2 separate regions of the Homo sapiens genome follow, and region 1 is linked to region 2. Evidence: chromatin loops called from intact Hi-C (ENCODE). Cell type or tissue: endothelial cell of umbilical vein. All regions are shown on one strand.

Region 1 (8,000 bases), 380 kb before region 2:
GGTGAGAGATTTACCATGCCCTAAAAGTCATTTAATTATATAATCAAATAATGCAGTAGATCCACATCACCGTTCTTTTACATGTTAATTTGAAGTACAGAAAGAAAAAACTTAAGCCGAATAAATATCATTTTGGGTAAATGTTTCAAGTTCAGACAGATGTTTCTCATTTACTCTCAGACAACTATTTTATTATTTTGGGTCTATTTTCCTAATGTAATGAATGTAAAAGAGGTAAATCCAATTGAATACTAATCCTGATCTTGCCTGAAGAGTAAGTTGATGACAAAATTTTTGAAAAACATGACTAAAAAATATGTAAAAGGACAAAATCTAGAATCGGATAGTACAAATACAGGGAGAAGGAGACAAAGGGATGAAATATCAGTACTGGAAAAGCACTTTGCTACAACAAAGGGCAAGCGGTCTGACAAAGCTGGGCGGACTTTATGGCTGCATATCAGACCACATACTAACTATAGCATTCATGTCACAGTTAGTATCCCCCATACAGAGTCACATCTGCCACACATGTACCAGAATGGCCTCAGTACTGTGTTGTTTAAAATTATTCCCAACATTTTAAAAGAAAACTAGAAAAGAGATAATAATAAGCAATAATGATGTAAAATTTTTATCCTATATCAAATTTCTTAACTGCATCATTAAAATATCTCTAACATTTGGTACTGATCTCATTAAAAGTATTTCCAATATTTAACAGTCATTATTATTTGTCTGAGATGTGAGGTATTTTATGTTACTTGTCATGTGAGTTGAAAAAATTTTTAAAGGTACAAGAAAAAATAATCAAGTTAATGGAAAACATCACTTCTCAGGAAACAAATCAACTCATTTAGCAATGAAGGAGGAAAGAGCATATTGTGTTACTGCTTTCAATTTGTCCCAACAATAAAATGCTAAGGCCAAATGATGGTTACTACTGAGTGCTTACGTAGAAAACTGACTCAGTTCTCCTAGCAGACAGGGTCCTTTCTTTGCTTAAAAGTTACAACACCTGGTATACAGCAGCAATACAACTAAAGAAGATGAGTTTCAGACTACAAATAAGTGGCTGTTGAAACAAAAAGGACTACAATTATGAGATATGATTTCTCTTTTAGTCTTTAAGCCTTCTTATGTTCATATTTCTTAAAGTACAATATTATACCATGTGCTCCACACAGGAAGTGGAAAGAACAGATATTACAATCCCTCCCAAGCTACACCTTTAAGATGCAGCATTACAGATAAGGTTACCACACACTTCAGTGATCCACTATAATTGTGCAGACAACAAAATGCTACAGGAGGAAAAAAAGGCATTTTAACTACATTCATTCCTATCTAAAAAAGCACGTGTGCAAACTTACATATGTAAATTCAATAAAGTTCATACTTCCTTCTCTTTTCTTGCCAGACCTGAATAGTAAATCTGAAAACTTGGCTTTTAATTGCACTACTTGACTCCTCAAACTGAACAAAGTATTGTGTCCATAAAAACATCTGCTATTGACAAAGAATTGTACATAATCGTTTAAAAAAATCATTTTGGCATATCTTTATTGTAAAGCATTTTTTCCCAGTCCTAAGGATTTTCGGGTTTGAAATCAAGATGAACTTTTTATCCCACAGCAACTCTCCCAGAACTGTCCATTTAAATTTTAATCTAGAAAGAGAAGCTTGTCTAAGTCTCCTACTTGCTGTTAAAAGCTACCTCGGCCCCTCAATATAAACAGTCAGAAGACAGCCAACCATGTCTCAAGAAGATGGAAGTGTTCTGTTGGCAAATGGCCAGAAGACTAGCTCACCAGAACTGTCCAAATCAAAAACCTGTAATCAGAAAATTCCAGACTCCTCCTTCAACTTCCTTCCCAAATTCAAACTGGCCACTAAGATGGATGGACTTCACTTCCTCTCTAGTGCCTGTCACTGCCTTATTCTGGACCGCTCACCACTGCTCACTGCTCTTCCTCCCTGGTCTTTCCACCTTCAACCTTGCCCAACCCAGAGCTGTTTTCCACGCTGTAGTCATAATGGTTGTCTAAAGGGTAGATATGATCATGACACAGAAGAGAGCTCACGATCTGTGCCTCACTACCTTGCAACCCCACTCACTACCTGCCACTCCCTAGAAACACCCTCTATTTCTCAGTTGTACTTGATATTCTCGGTCTGCACCACAATCTTTGACGCCCCCAAAGCTTAAAGTATGCTTCTTTCTCTTCCTTGACAGCCTAACCAGTGCCTTTACCACGTGGCTAACTCTTAGTCATTCTTCATGACTCAGTCTGAGTTTTATTCCCTCCAGAAACCTTTCCATGCCCCTCTTCCTTGGCCCTATAGCACCTTGGTCCACCTACACAGAATTGTTCACCACATCATAATTGATCCTGTCTTTTGTCTTTCCTGCTAATTCCTTGAAGGAAGAACTCTTCTTCACCCCTGTATCTCCAGCATCAACAGTTCAAACACAGCAGCACTTTTTAAGTGTTTACTAAGTTTTGTTTTTTGTTTTTTTGAGATTGTAGTTACTGAAAAAGTGATAAAAAGCACGTGGACCTAAAAGAAATAATTCATAAATTTCAGAGTTGTAATAAACTCTGAAAATAATCTTTTTCAACTTCTTAATTTACAAATGAGGTTTATAAAAAAGATTTAAGAAAGATTTTTCCCAATAGCATGGATATGAGAGAAGGAAAAATAAACTAGTGAAGATACCCTCCCCTACCCCGAAAATCTTAAAACTGTCTAAGGAAAAGGTATCTGGGGAATATAATGGATAAATGGAATGCCATCTATTTCAGCACCAACCACACAATTCTATGAAGCGCATGAGGAGCTCTTCCTAGTGTCACCAGTAAAATACGCGTTTCTTCACCCAAGGCTCAAAGCTTCTACCTGTGTTTGTGCCTACAATTCCAAAACTGGCTCTTGGAACAGTCGCTTCCTCCACTGGGAAGGAGTTGCCACACCTGTAAAAGGAACAGGTTGTTTGTGATCGCTAAGGTCAACCTCTTATCTCTGATGGTCTCTGAATTTAGAGTACAATTTAAATATATAGTTAACATAGTCCGGGAGAGATACAGGGAAGGGGTGAGGGAAGTTTACTTACAATCAGGACTGGGTGTGAACGTTATGGGAACCTAGAATATTAGAGCTGGGGCTGATCTGGGATTACTCTAATCAATATCCTTCTTGTAGTAGCCGAGGGGACTGAAGCCCAGAAAACTTCAGGACCCGCCCAGGGTCTCCCAGTAGCTAGTGTGTAAGCTGAGACCAGAACTTGGCTCGTTCTCTCCCAGTCCTGAGCTTGGGCAGAATCACCAGCAACGCCAGCTCCCTTCCCTTTCCTTCAGATGGGTCTCGGGTCCAGAGCTGGCGCCCGCTAGCGGGAGGCCAGACCGGGAGGGCCAAGGCAGCCACCTGTGGCTTTCCCATCCCTCAGGTCCAGCAGTGCACATGGGGTGCCCCCGCGTCAACGCCGGAGGAGTGACCTTGCAAACCCGCGCCCCGCGGGCGGCAGAGCCGGCCGCTCACTGCCCGGTCCCCGGCCACCACGGAAGAGCGAAGATCTCTGCCAGGGCAGGAGCCCTAGCCCCGACCCGCGCCCCAAGTCTCTCCCGCGCGGCGGCTTCCGGCCGCCATGGTTTCCATAGCAACAACAGCACAAGCTGCCGGGTCCCAGAGACGCCCTAGGGTCAGAGGTCATCTCCGTGGCAACGGAAACTTCCCGCGCTACGGCGGCTCCAACGGGCCGCTTCCGCCGCATTGCGTAGCGAAGCCCCCGGCGAGCCGAGGCTGGGAGCGCGGTGATGGCCGGTCCCCGTGAGCAGAGGGCAGCGGCGGCGGGACCGGGGACTCTGGGCCAATGGGTAAAGCCAGGAGGAAGCCCGTGCCTGGCCCGTTGGGCTCCCTCCTCCTCAGAGCCGAAGCAGTCCACACTCGGAACCCAGCTTCACCCGGATTACCGAGGGGTTCCACGCCTGGAGGCAGAGCTGCAGCGTGGGCCCGCTCGCGGCTTTGCAGAAAACAAATAATGACACACTTCTCTGGAAGCCCGGGGCCTGGGCCCAGAGCCGTGGCTTCTGCCAAACTTTCTGGTCCCGGACACCAACTCCCCGCCTCTCAGCCCGAGGCCACAGCGGCCCAGCACCCTGCACCTTTTAAAGTGGCTCCAAAAAGGAGAAAGCCAAATAGATCAGGGTGGTAGGCGCGAGTGCAGGGAGCTGCGAAGTTGGAAGATTACTGCTTTTCAAACTGCCAAAGAGCAAAATACTAAGCGAGAAACTCCGTCCAAAGCAACTGGAACTCGAGGTTCTTTACTAATGAGAGTTCCAGTTACCATCTTCAGAGAAAGGAGCTCAAAAGAGGGAGTTTATTTTTTGCGGAATGTCTTCCTTGTTAAGAAGAAAATTAAAGATTAAAAAAGAAAATGAAGGGTCTGGCAACTATGAACCTAATGGTGCCCTAACGTTTGCTATTCTAAGGCCGAGAATGCCAGATGGGGAGAACGCCATGAGCTTTTGAGCTTGTGTATTTTGCGAGAGGCTCGAGTGTGAACAGTAGACTACAGGCCTTGAGACTGAGAAGGAAGCTATAAAATGTGGGCCAAGGGAATGTCTGCAGGACCGGGTTTCAGAGCACCCTATCGTGGCGGATAAAGAGCCACTAACAGCTTTTTTCTTTATTTAGTAGCCAAATTCTTGGTTGGCGCTTTGAGAAAGGAGTAAGCATTAAGCGAATTTAACCAAGTAAAATGTATCGTCCTGCCCTTTGTAGTCCCATAGTTCACTATCCTAGAGATACCTATTTTTCACTATTTTATTAAAGTGTATTGAAAACCTACCATGTGTCGTGAACAGAGTTTTTGTCAAGAGACAGTGACAAAGGCAGTGGTGCCCAGCAGTTGTTGGGTGACTTTCTTACATGATGTTACCAGACTAATCAAACAAGAACTTCACTGTTCCCTATAAAACATGTCTGCGACATTCATCCTTTTTGCCTTCAAGTTTAGGAAGTCCCTAAGAATCCCTCCTTTTGTTCCCTTCTCTTCATCATCCTACCTTTTACATTCTGACCAAAGTAAAAAAAATAGTGGCAGCTAGAGAACTACACAGGGAAAACATCAGGACATAGTTGGTCTTGATACAAAAGAGCTATTGCATCTCTAGAGGTATACGGGGAGCTGAGAAGTCTCCCTCAGAAAACTCCATGCCCTTCAGTACCCGGGTTCAACACATAACTAAACCTTGTACCTGGTACACAAGTCCTAAGGAACACCACACAGACTATGGCAGTGAGCAGGCAGATGTGTAAATAGGTGTTTCCCTGTCCCTATTTACAGGAGGTAAATAGTATTACCTCCACAGTCCCTCCTGGAGGTAATACTGAGTTGGGCTCAAAGGTTTTATTAAAAATAGGCACAGTGCAATGACTTGTTTAACACTGAAGAGAAGAGCTCCTGTTAGACTGTTCAAACAGCCCAACTGTTTCCCCTTAAGGCAAAAGACACTATTTTGAATAAATGCTTCCATTTTGAGACATCTACGTGGTATTTATAGAAGGCGTATGAGTCAATTTGAGTGAGGTATGATGCCAAAATGTGCAAAGGAGTGAAAACATTGGTTGTTGTCCTTGTTACCATATGTATAAAAACACTTCACAAAAGTCTCCAATGTTTGTGTTGCTAAAACATGGAAGACTGGGTTCGAACATTTTAAAGGAATGGTTCATTGTAGGAAACGTGAAGTATAGTATAGAATTAGCTTTAGCACTTTCAGAAAGTACTGCATCATTTGAACAAATTTTCTCAGTTATGGATGCTGTCTAAGATGAGAACAAGTTGTACAGCCAAAGTCATCTTCATTGTTAAAACTAAGTTTAGATTATCATGCATTGAATTTTACACTTATTAACTGGGATATACATTTCAAAAAAGAAAAATCTACTCTCCCAACAAGGCAGTACTCCGAAGCCTACCTAAAATGCCATCCTTTGGTTCATGGAGTGGCACTGCTCTACAAAACCCATTTTGTTACCTCAGTAAATAAGCTTCCTGGATGGAGTCTAAGGCCAACTAATACTACATTGAATCCCACTCTACAGCCAAGCATGTTAGAAGAAGCAGCTTACATCTGTTTGCTGTTCCAGACGTGCAGTCTGAATTTGATGTTTTCATTTGAAATATACTCAGTGTTTAGACTTGCAGAGGTTGTGGCCCATTTGTGGCTCACCCAGCTCTACTGGAACCTAGGATGAGTCGGTAGGCTGAGAAGGAGGGGAGTAAAAAGTGCTCACTCTTCTTCCCTCTCTTCCTATTTTCTCACTTCCAAACACCATGACAGCCCTAGATGTAAAGCAAGTAGCTTTTTAAAAAAACGTATATTTAAATGAGTAACAGTGGCATACCAGGTGTTTTGGCACCTAAAACAGCTTAGTGAAAGGCAAAAGCAGAGCTGAAAGGCAGCCAGACAAGTAGGAAATAGAAAGTGATCATGGGTCCTACCAAGCCCTGCATGTTCCACCTCAAAGTTACACGACAGAGCGGGAGACTGAGTTCAGAAAAAGAGAATTGATGGAATGTTCTCAGTGTGCTGTGCAGAACTAGGTCTAGGGCGTCTGCTTCGTACTAACACTGGGCACTGACATTTGTACTCAATAAAATCCTCTTAGATTATGATTTATCTTAAAATCTGTGTTTTCCAAAATCCTACCAAGCCATGGAAGTTTGGGGATATCCTGTGTGTGGTTGAGTGGGTATATCTATTTGAGGGTCTGTGGCTTCCTTTGCTTGTTTTACATTATGTGCCTGAAGAGACAGCAATGACATGACCTTAGTATTTATGTTTATTGTGGATTTTCTTTTTTCAACCACACTTCTTTCCTTAGTACCCTTGGCTTAAAGTGCAGTGACCTAGATTATTTCCAGAACGGGCCTATTATATACATTGGTCAATCCAAACTATCATACTGGTTTAAAGAAACCTATGAAGCCTCCTTCAAGCAAAATAAATGCCTTGGACTTAGTATTCCCTATTTAATGATTTGCCTAAAATAAAGTCACCTTGCATGACTCCTACAGTGAAAGTTGAAGCAGGTAACATTTATTCTAAATGCATAGCTGTTGCTCTGCTAGGAAAGTAGGACATTTAAGAGTGTGTGTGTGTGTGTGTGTGTGTGTGTGTGTGTGTGTTCTCTGATAATAGTTGTTAGACTGGGTGTTTTAATGAAGATAGCAAATTTACTTTATATCCAGGACTTTTAAGCTATTGGAATTTATTTTAAAAAGCATATATTGTGCAAACACATTTTTCATGTTCTCTTCCAGTTAAATTTTACATAAAACAAGCCCAAAACACTATTTAATGAAGACCTCTTATATAAGTATTAATAATGAGCTAATCAATAACTTTTGGGTAGATGAATAACTTTGTCCTTAAATTCGTAACTCTATTTTCTGCTTATTTTCACACCAACTTGATTATATAGCGGTGCTCTGAAATTCCACGAATGCTTGAACCACCTACACTTGTTGACAGTTTAGCGAATTGGAAATAATCAGTAAATTATTTCATAACTTCCAAAGATATAGGAAGGAAAATTAACCTATTATTTATCTCTGAAATAAGAATAGGTGCTTTACACCAAATTCACTGGTATTTGGCAGTATTCTCCCAAGTTTCTTAGTTTGAAACCAGTTAATTGTTCTCTTTTTAAATTTAAGATAACATAATAGGTAGTAGTCAATCTGTTCCTTTTGGCTGTAACAGTTAAAAGAATTTTAGTGTTTGTTTCATTTTAATTACCCAATTAACTTTTTAGTTCTACTGCTATTTTGGGATCAAAAACCTGCAAAAGATTTTAGGCTTTATGTTACTAGCAGGAGAATGGAACTCACGAAGTACAATAGTGAAAGGGAATGGCTTGGCATGGGTTCGATTCAAGCTTAACAGGCTAAAACTTTTAGAAGGTAAGATAAATAATGTGACACATTAATG
Region 2 (8,000 bases):
ACACTCATTCAAAGATTTTTTAAATTAAACCAGATGACTAATAAAATTTATCTTACATTTATTAAGGATTTCAAACAGAATTCTGTTATAAGTAAATATAAAGAAATTTTCTTACCAAAACTGATTTATACGCCTTAATTCTATGTACAATATTAAGGCCTTTACAGGTAAATCTCAGGCAGAAAAACCCATGAGATGCAAGATGGGATGCCAGTGACATCAAATGAGGAAGATTCATATCTCCTGATGCTCCATGTGTAAGAATTATTCCATATGTTAAGCTCTTGTTAGGTACCAAACAAACAGCATCTAGTAATTTATTTCCAAAAGGTATTTTTAATTTAACCTGGAATTCAAGAGAATAAAGGGATCAAAAATTACTTTCTTGCCTATTAAGACAACTGAACAGCTATATATATGTTTGCTCTGTGAGGCTCATAATTCAAGTCATAGCCTCCAAATAAAAAGTAGTGATATTAATAATAGTAGTTAAGTGCTTACTGTGTCGGGTATTATTATAAGTGCTTTATATGTATTAACTTATTTCACTTTTCTAACAATTCTGTGAGGCAAGCACTATCATTATCCCCATTTTATAGATAAGGCACAGCAGATTAAGTAACTTGCCCAAGGTTATATAGCCGCTAGCTAGGATTTAAACTCAGGGTAGTCTGCTCTAGATTCCTCGCTCTTAACCACTTATGCTATACTGCCTCCCACAGTGAAAGTTGAAAATAAAATTACTCTGAAGCCACATAATTACAAACAAACAAAAAACCAGGAACCCTGAAGATGCAGAACATACGAAAATATTACCTCTGTATGACTCATTTTCACTGTTGAATAACAAACTTAAAGTGCATTTACATCTGAGAAGCAAAGGACATCTCCCTGAAAAGAAGATTCTGTTGTGAAAGGTGAGTTGGCAGACATGGATATGACACAAAAACTATGAATGAACACATTCAGTAGCTAAAATAAACATTTAGAATTACTTCCCTAAAATCTGGTGTCTTTACATGTACATTTTTCTACGGGCACTCAGAATTGGTTAGAGGGCCAGGTGCAGGGTTGGTAGATGTTATAGAAGATAAAACAAAGGTGATACTTTGACATGGAAACTGTAAGGTAATTCATATCAAAGTAGGATGCTGTATCTTGTCAAAATATGGTAATGTAAAATGTATAAATACACATTTTTGTAAGAATCTTCATTCTAAACCAACTATCCTAAACTTAATTTTTCAGCATCTTTCCATTAACCCATTTTCTTCATCATTATAGTTCCCAAGCCTACCCATCCACATCTTGTCATGGAACTTCACAGTGCTGCTAGAAGGCAGAGTATATATGTCTTCACCCTGTTTACTTTGGACTTGGCTACGTAACTTGTTTTAACTAATGGAATGTAGGTAGACATTTCAATGTGTGACTTCTGAGCTGAGGCATGGCAAACTTCCAGAAGCCCTTTTGAACTTTCACCCTCAGCCATGAGAAAAACATGCTCTAGGTGGTTTTGCATTTTCAGCCTGGGTCTCAAAATGAAGACACACGGAACAGAACTGAACCCAAAACTGAAGTCTGGAGTCCAGACTAGTCTAACCAACATCTGACCAACAGCTGATCTGAAGATCCATGAGCATAAAATGTAAGCCACTGAAATTTTGGGGTTGTTATGCAGCATTCCTTCCTATGTTAAGAGCTCTTGTATTGTTTAAGACATTACCAACATCAGGATCTCCATTACTCACCCATTTTTCCCATTAACATTTATTTATTCATTCATTCAATAGGTAACAATAACATGGTTTAAAGTTCAAAAGGTACCAAGAATATGTAGTGAAAAAGTCTCACTCATTCCACTCTTGACTTGACATCAGATTCCCCTCTCCAAAGGTAACCAATATTATCTGCTTCTTACTTATCCTTCCACATAGCACTGTACTTATTTTCACACGATGTAAGTGTATTTATAAGATAAATTCCTGGGGAAGGAATCGCTGTGTCAAAGGGTTTGTTCATAATTTTTTACAGAATTTTTTCATAGAACTTCCCAAGGTGAATACATTTCATTTTTGAATAGGTATCATGTGCACACGGTACATTAAAAAAATGTAAACAGAAGTCAAAGTATTTGTTCATAATTTACAGAATATGTTTTTCATAGATCTTCCTGAGGTGAAGAATACATTTCATTTTTGAATAGGTATCGTGTGTACATGGTACATTTTAAAAGACAATGTAAACAGAAGTTTCCACACACTCTTCCCCCAACCACCAAGTTCCTTTCACTTCCTAGAAACCACCATAAGCAACTTATTATGTACCTTTCCCCATCTGTGTGTGTGAGCGTGTAGAATTCTCTTATTTCAGCCTGGAGAGCATTAGTCTGATCTGACTGCAAAAGTTTTGGAAGTTGAGTGAGACAAAGGAGATGAAAGACTTCAAGCTTCAGTGTCCCTATCTTCATACATGCAGCCCCACAATTATGCCTGGGTTTCTCAGTTCAAAGATCCTCTGTTTTACTTTCTCAAGAGAATAAGCCTCCATCCAGTCTTCTAACAAGGGGAAAGGCAGTCACCCAACAGGTGAAATGGGGAAGGGGATCTGGATATCCAATTGCTTCTCAGATTTCACCTAAATCATCTTTCTTTAAGCTCCTTACACCCACCTTCTGCACCACACCACCTTCATTCCCAGTACCACCGCTGTCCAGTGCTGCCAGTTTCCGTGCAGTTTGAAGATTCTGTGGTTAATACAGGGTTTGCTAAGCCATACATGTTTTGGAGCCCGCTATTTGATTGCCAGCGTTTCCTTTCCTATTCTCCCATTGCTGGAGGTTCATGTTTGTTTTTAAATAGCCTTAATGTAAGTTTAGTGAAACTTCATGAAGGAGTAAATTTAGATGCATGTAAACAACCACTATCTTAATTTAGAATGCTTCCCTATTTTTTTTTTTTTTGAGACAGGTTCTCGCTCCGGCGGACAGGCCGGAAAATTGAGTGGCGCAATCATAAGCTCACTGAATCCTCGAACTCCTGAGCTCAAGCGATCCTCTCGCCTCAGCCTCTTGAGTAGGTGGGACTACAGACGCTCACCACCACGCCCGCTTATTATTTTTAAATGTTTTTGTAGAGACGAGGGTCTCCCTATGTTTCGCAGGCTGGTCTTGAACTCCCGGGCTCAAGCGATACCCCCTGCCTTGGCCTCCCAAACCGTTGGGATCCCAAGGCGTTTGCCACCTCTCCCGGTCTGCTTTACTTCTTTTCAGACTTCACGATGCACAGTGTGTTCTTCACGGCAGCTGCACACATGCTGGTTTTCTTCAGAAACACGGAAAATGCCCCATAATGCAATCCCCAAGCAACCTGCTCTAGGTCATCTGGGTTTGTTTTTTTGAGACAGAGTCTTGCTCTGTCCCCCAGGCAGGAGTGCAGCGGCGCGATCTCGGCTCACTGCAGCCTCTGCCTCCCGGGTTCAAGAGATTCTCCAGCCTCAGCCTCCCGAGTAGCTGAGATTACAGGCGTCCGCCACCGCGCCCAGCTAATTTTAGTAGAGACGGGGTTTCACCATGTTGGCCAGGCTGGTTTTGAACTCCTGACCTCAGGTGATCCACCCGCCTCGGCCTCCCATGGTGCTGGGGTCAGGCGTGAGCCACCGTGCCAGGCCACTGTCGTCTGGGTTTTCATCTCTGGCTTCAGGTTCAGAGAGGGCAGGGTTTGAAGCCTGGCCCGGCCTCAGTGCCCTCAATGGCGATGGTGAAGATGACCGGCTAGAGGTGCTGCGCCCACGAAACGCCAGCTCTAGTGGCGTCCGGAGCGCCGGCTCCACCGGCTAGGCGGTCGGCGGAGTTCTAGGACGACAACTACTCACAAGGGCTGGGCGATCACCTCCCACGCCACGGGACGGAGACGCCACAGCCCCTTCAACTTTCAGTTACAAACGTTCGTGCCCTGTTACGTCCACAGCATTAAGCTGGCTGTCGTGGGGCAAACAAAAACGTTGAGTCCGAGTCTTACGGGGGGTCGGGTCAACAACCCCAGCAAACATGGAGAGAAAATTCAAAGCGGGTCTCACGGGCGTGCGGGGCTCGGCGGCGCTCGGGGCACGGGATCCGTTCTCTCCGCAAATGCGCGCTGCCGGGGCTGCGCCGCGGGCTGCCCCGGTCGACCCCTCTCAACTCCGAGGCTACTTCGAGCCAGTCACCCGGGACTGGCTGACGTGGTCCAGGTTGGCCCCGTCCGGCTCTCCCCGCCCGTACCAACCCCACATTCCGCCCTCCTACCCGGCAAAGCGGACGAAGCCCCCACCGGCTGGTGCCCGCGGGCACCGAACTTAGCGGAACGCCTCCCGGCTCGGACCAGACGCCCCTGAGGAGTGACGCCCGCGAGCCTCAAACGTCTCAGGCGGGCCTGCCGGGTGCTCTCCCCGTCTCCCAGGAAGCCGCCCGTCAGCCGGCGGCGCCAACCGCCACCGCCGCACTTACCCGGGAAGGCAAAAGTGGCCGCGGGCACCCAACCGCCGTCACTCCCTTCAGGGAGCTGACTAGCGCGCTCGAAGCGACCGCCTCGCCTGCCCCGCCACAGCGTTCGGCTACGACGCACGCGCGCGCAGGCCACGCCCCCCGGGTGCGCGGGCCGGGCCGCAGAGCACGCCGGGAGCGTGGGTCTCCCAGCCCGCCACATCCCAGGGCTGTACGCGCGGACTAGCGGAGCTAGGGGAAGGTGCCAGGGTGGCCGCCGCCTCAGTAGCACGCGGACGGCTGGAAAGTCAGCCCCCGTTTCCGCCTCACCCAGGATTGCTCCACTCGGGGCCTTTCCGCATCCCAGCCACCACTCCATTCCGAGGCGCGATCAGCTCTGACCAGTCTTCCTCACACCCATAGTCGATTCGTTACTCCCGTTAAGGTCAAACGCTGACAGAAACCAGCCGCTTCGCACACTTCTACATGGGGTCAAGCCCCCTGTTATCTTTGCGGGGATGATTGTAACAATCACTTAAATGGTCGCTTCGTACCATCTTGCCCCCGCCTGGGCCTTGTCGGCGACGCCGCAGCCACGTGGATGCTGTGGAAGCCTGTCCCCTGGATCTTCCAAAGGCTCCGCGCTCATTGCCACAGCCAGCGGCCGGCAGTGGCCTAGGCTGTTGCACGCGATCGGTCCCCCACATCTCCCCTCTCCATCTGGCTCCTTTCCCTGGAAGCCCAGGGCAGCCCACACTTCGCTGTCCTCACCCCCACTCACCAGGCGGGACCCCACGACGACCGGCTTTTGTCCTGGCTGCTCCCTCCCAGCGTGGGCCGCGTCTCCTCGGGGTCGACAGGGCGCGTGGTTTTCACAGCGAGGCCTCCCCTGATCACCTCCCCGCTCTTCCTGTCCTTCCCCGGTCACCTCACGAGCTATGGATGTATCTGTGTCTCCTCACTGCGCTATAAGCTCCCAGGTGAAGAAAGGGTTGCTTTTTGTAAATTTTTGTTTTAACCGTGAACCTCTTGTGTATGAATAATGCTCAGAAAAAAAAAAATTTCTTAAATGAATGAATCTTCCCCAAGCCCAGTGCAGTTGGCACCTGCCCTCTTTTCTGTCACGGTACATACAAGGAAATACATTCCACAAAACCACATAGTCGCTGTCATTTATCACAAGTGTTTCCCCAAATTACAAAGTCTTAATACTTCTTTGTCTCCTAATTTTTTAGCTGTGTTTTTAAAAAACATTTCTTTACATGCCATAAAATTCACTCATTTGAAGTGTACCATTCAATCATTTTCAGTAATTTTAAAACCATTTGCAACCATCACTATAATTTAAGAACATTTCCATTATCCCCCTGAAAAGTATTTGCACAGTTATAGTTGAGGTAGGAGATCAGCAGGACTTTCCAAGCACTGATCACCACCTGCTGAGCAAAACAGGATCTGGTCAGAACAGGATGCCCTAAAAAAACGGCCAAAACTGCCCTAAAGAAACAGGCCCAAGCCAGCTAAAACCAGGATGGTGACCAAAGTGACCTCTAGTGCCCTCACTGCTCATTATACACTAATTATAATACATGAACATGCTACAACACTTCCACCAGCACTCTGACAGTTTACGAATGCCATGGCAATGCCCAGACCTTACCTTATATGGTTTAAAAACGGAAGAATTCTCAGTTCCGGGGAACTCCCCACCCCTTTTCTAGAAAATTCGTGAATAACCCACCCCTTATTTAGCGTACGATGAAGGAGTAGGTATAAATATAGCTAGCCAGTGGCCGGGTGCCCTGGCGCATGCCTGTAATCCCAGCACTTTGGGAGACCAAGGCGGGTGGATCACCTGAGGTCAGGAGTTGGAGACCAGCCTGGCCAACACGGTGAAACCCGGCATCTACCAAAAACACAAAAATTACTCAGGCGTAGTGGCAGGCACCTGTAGTCCCAGCTACTCGGGAGCTGAGGCAGGAGAATTGCTTGAACCCTGGAGGCAGAGGTTGCAAAGCCGAGAAGAGCGCACCACTGCACTCCAGGCTGGGCAACAGAGCGAGACTCCGTCTCTCTCTCTCTCTCTCTCTATATATATATATATATACATACACACACACACATATACATATGTGTATATATACACACATATAATATATATCCGTACTATATATAGTATAAATACTATGTATACATATATAGTATAAATATTATATATAGTATTTATGTGTGTATGTATATACTATATACATATAGTCATATAGTATAAATACTATATACATATAGTCATATAGTATAAATACTATATATGTATATATGTGTATATATACACATATGTATATATAACATGTATATGTTTATATACGTATGTATATATTATATGTATGTATATATTATATATGTGTATATATGTGTGTATATACATATATATGTATATACACACATATGTATGTATATACATATATATGTATATGTAGATACATATATATGATATGTATGTATATACATATATATGTATATGTAGATACATATATATATATAGCTAGCCAGCAATCCATGAGTGTTACTCTGCCTGTGGGGTAGCCCTGCTCAGTTTACCAGAAGCAATTTTCCTGTGCTTTGTTGCTCTAATGTACTTGCTTTGCTTTCATTTTACTGTCAGTTTGCTCTTGAATCCTTTCCTGTGCAAAGTCAAGAACCCTCTCAGGCTGAGCTCCAATTTTGGGATTCACTGGCATTACAGCCATTCTCTGTTCCTACCCCTAACCCCGGGCAACCACTAACATACTTTCTGTCTCTCTGGATTTGCCTTTTCTGGACAGTTCATATAAATGGAGTCCTACACTGTATGGTCGTATGCCTCTAGCCTCTTGCACTTAGGATAATGTTTTCAAGGTTTATCCATGCTGTGACATGCATCAGAACTTTGCACCTTGTTACAACTCATATATTTTTATTGCCAAATAGTATTCAGCATTTTTGAGTATCCATTCACCAGTTGGTGGACATTTGAATTGTTTATACTTTTTGGTTATTATGAATAATTCTGCTGTGCCATTCAGAGAAACAAAAGGCGATGTGACGACAGAAGCGGAGAGATTTGAAGATGCCAAGATGCTGGCTGAGAAGATGGAAGAGGGGCCTCAAGACAAGAAATATAAGGACTGCAGCTCTAGAAGCTGGAAATAGCAAGGAAAAGTTTTCCCCTCTCAGAGACTCCAGAAGGAATCAGCCCTGCCAATACCTTGACATGAGCTCTGTGAAACTGGTTTCGGACTCTGACCTCCAAAACTGTGAAAGAATAATTTATGTTGTTTTCAACCACATAAGTTTGTGGTAATTTATCATAGCAACAATAGGAAACTAATACAAAAGCTTTATTTATGAACCAAAAATTGAATTTCATATATGCTTCTCATGTAATGAGATACTCTTCTTTTTATGTTTTTCAGCCACTTAGCAATGTTGAGATTATTCTTAGTTTGCAGGCTGTACAAACACTGGTGGTGGCTCAGATTTGGCCTGTGGGCTATAGTTT

Evidence for each region. Peaks named below come from ENCODE experiments on the same cell type or tissue, not always from the same donor. Only the 100,000 strongest peaks of a DNase experiment are listed, where the experiment ranks them.
Region 1: it touches region 2 in a loop (9-fold over the local background); 9 of 110 quality-filtered maps call a loop at or near these places.

What each region holds. Positions count from the first base shown.
Region 1 is chr13:102,390,857-102,398,856 of GRCh38, forward strand. FGF14-IT1 (FGF14 intronic transcript 1) reads right to left here and starts at 3,663. Exons shown (of 4, transcript NR_036486.1): 1 at 3,498-3,663; 2 at 2,902-2,975. It overlaps FGF14-AS2 (FGF14 antisense RNA 2), which reads left to right and starts at 3,722. Exons shown (of 1, transcript NR_036487.1): 1 at 3,722-4,849. It also overlaps a transcript of FGF14 not described here. RefSeq lists an enhancer at 3,569-3,798. In endothelial cell of umbilical vein, no CTCF peak of the experiment used is centred here; a DNase peak (open chromatin) is centred at 3,725; H3K4me3 peaks cover 1,092 bases; H3K27me3 peaks cover 621 bases.
Region 2 is chr13:102,769,196-102,777,195 of GRCh38, forward strand. It overlaps TEX30 (testis expressed 30), which reads right to left and starts at 4,591. Exons shown (of 6, transcript NM_138779.5): 1 at 4,487-4,591; 2 at 817-891; 3 at 116-346. The coding sequence starts at 831. RefSeq lists enhancers at 4,346-5,023, 5,024-5,701 and a silencer at 4,424-4,763. In endothelial cell of umbilical vein, no CTCF peak of the experiment used is centred here; a DNase peak (open chromatin) is centred at 4,616; H3K4me3 peaks cover 1,599 bases; H3K27ac peaks cover 1,564 bases.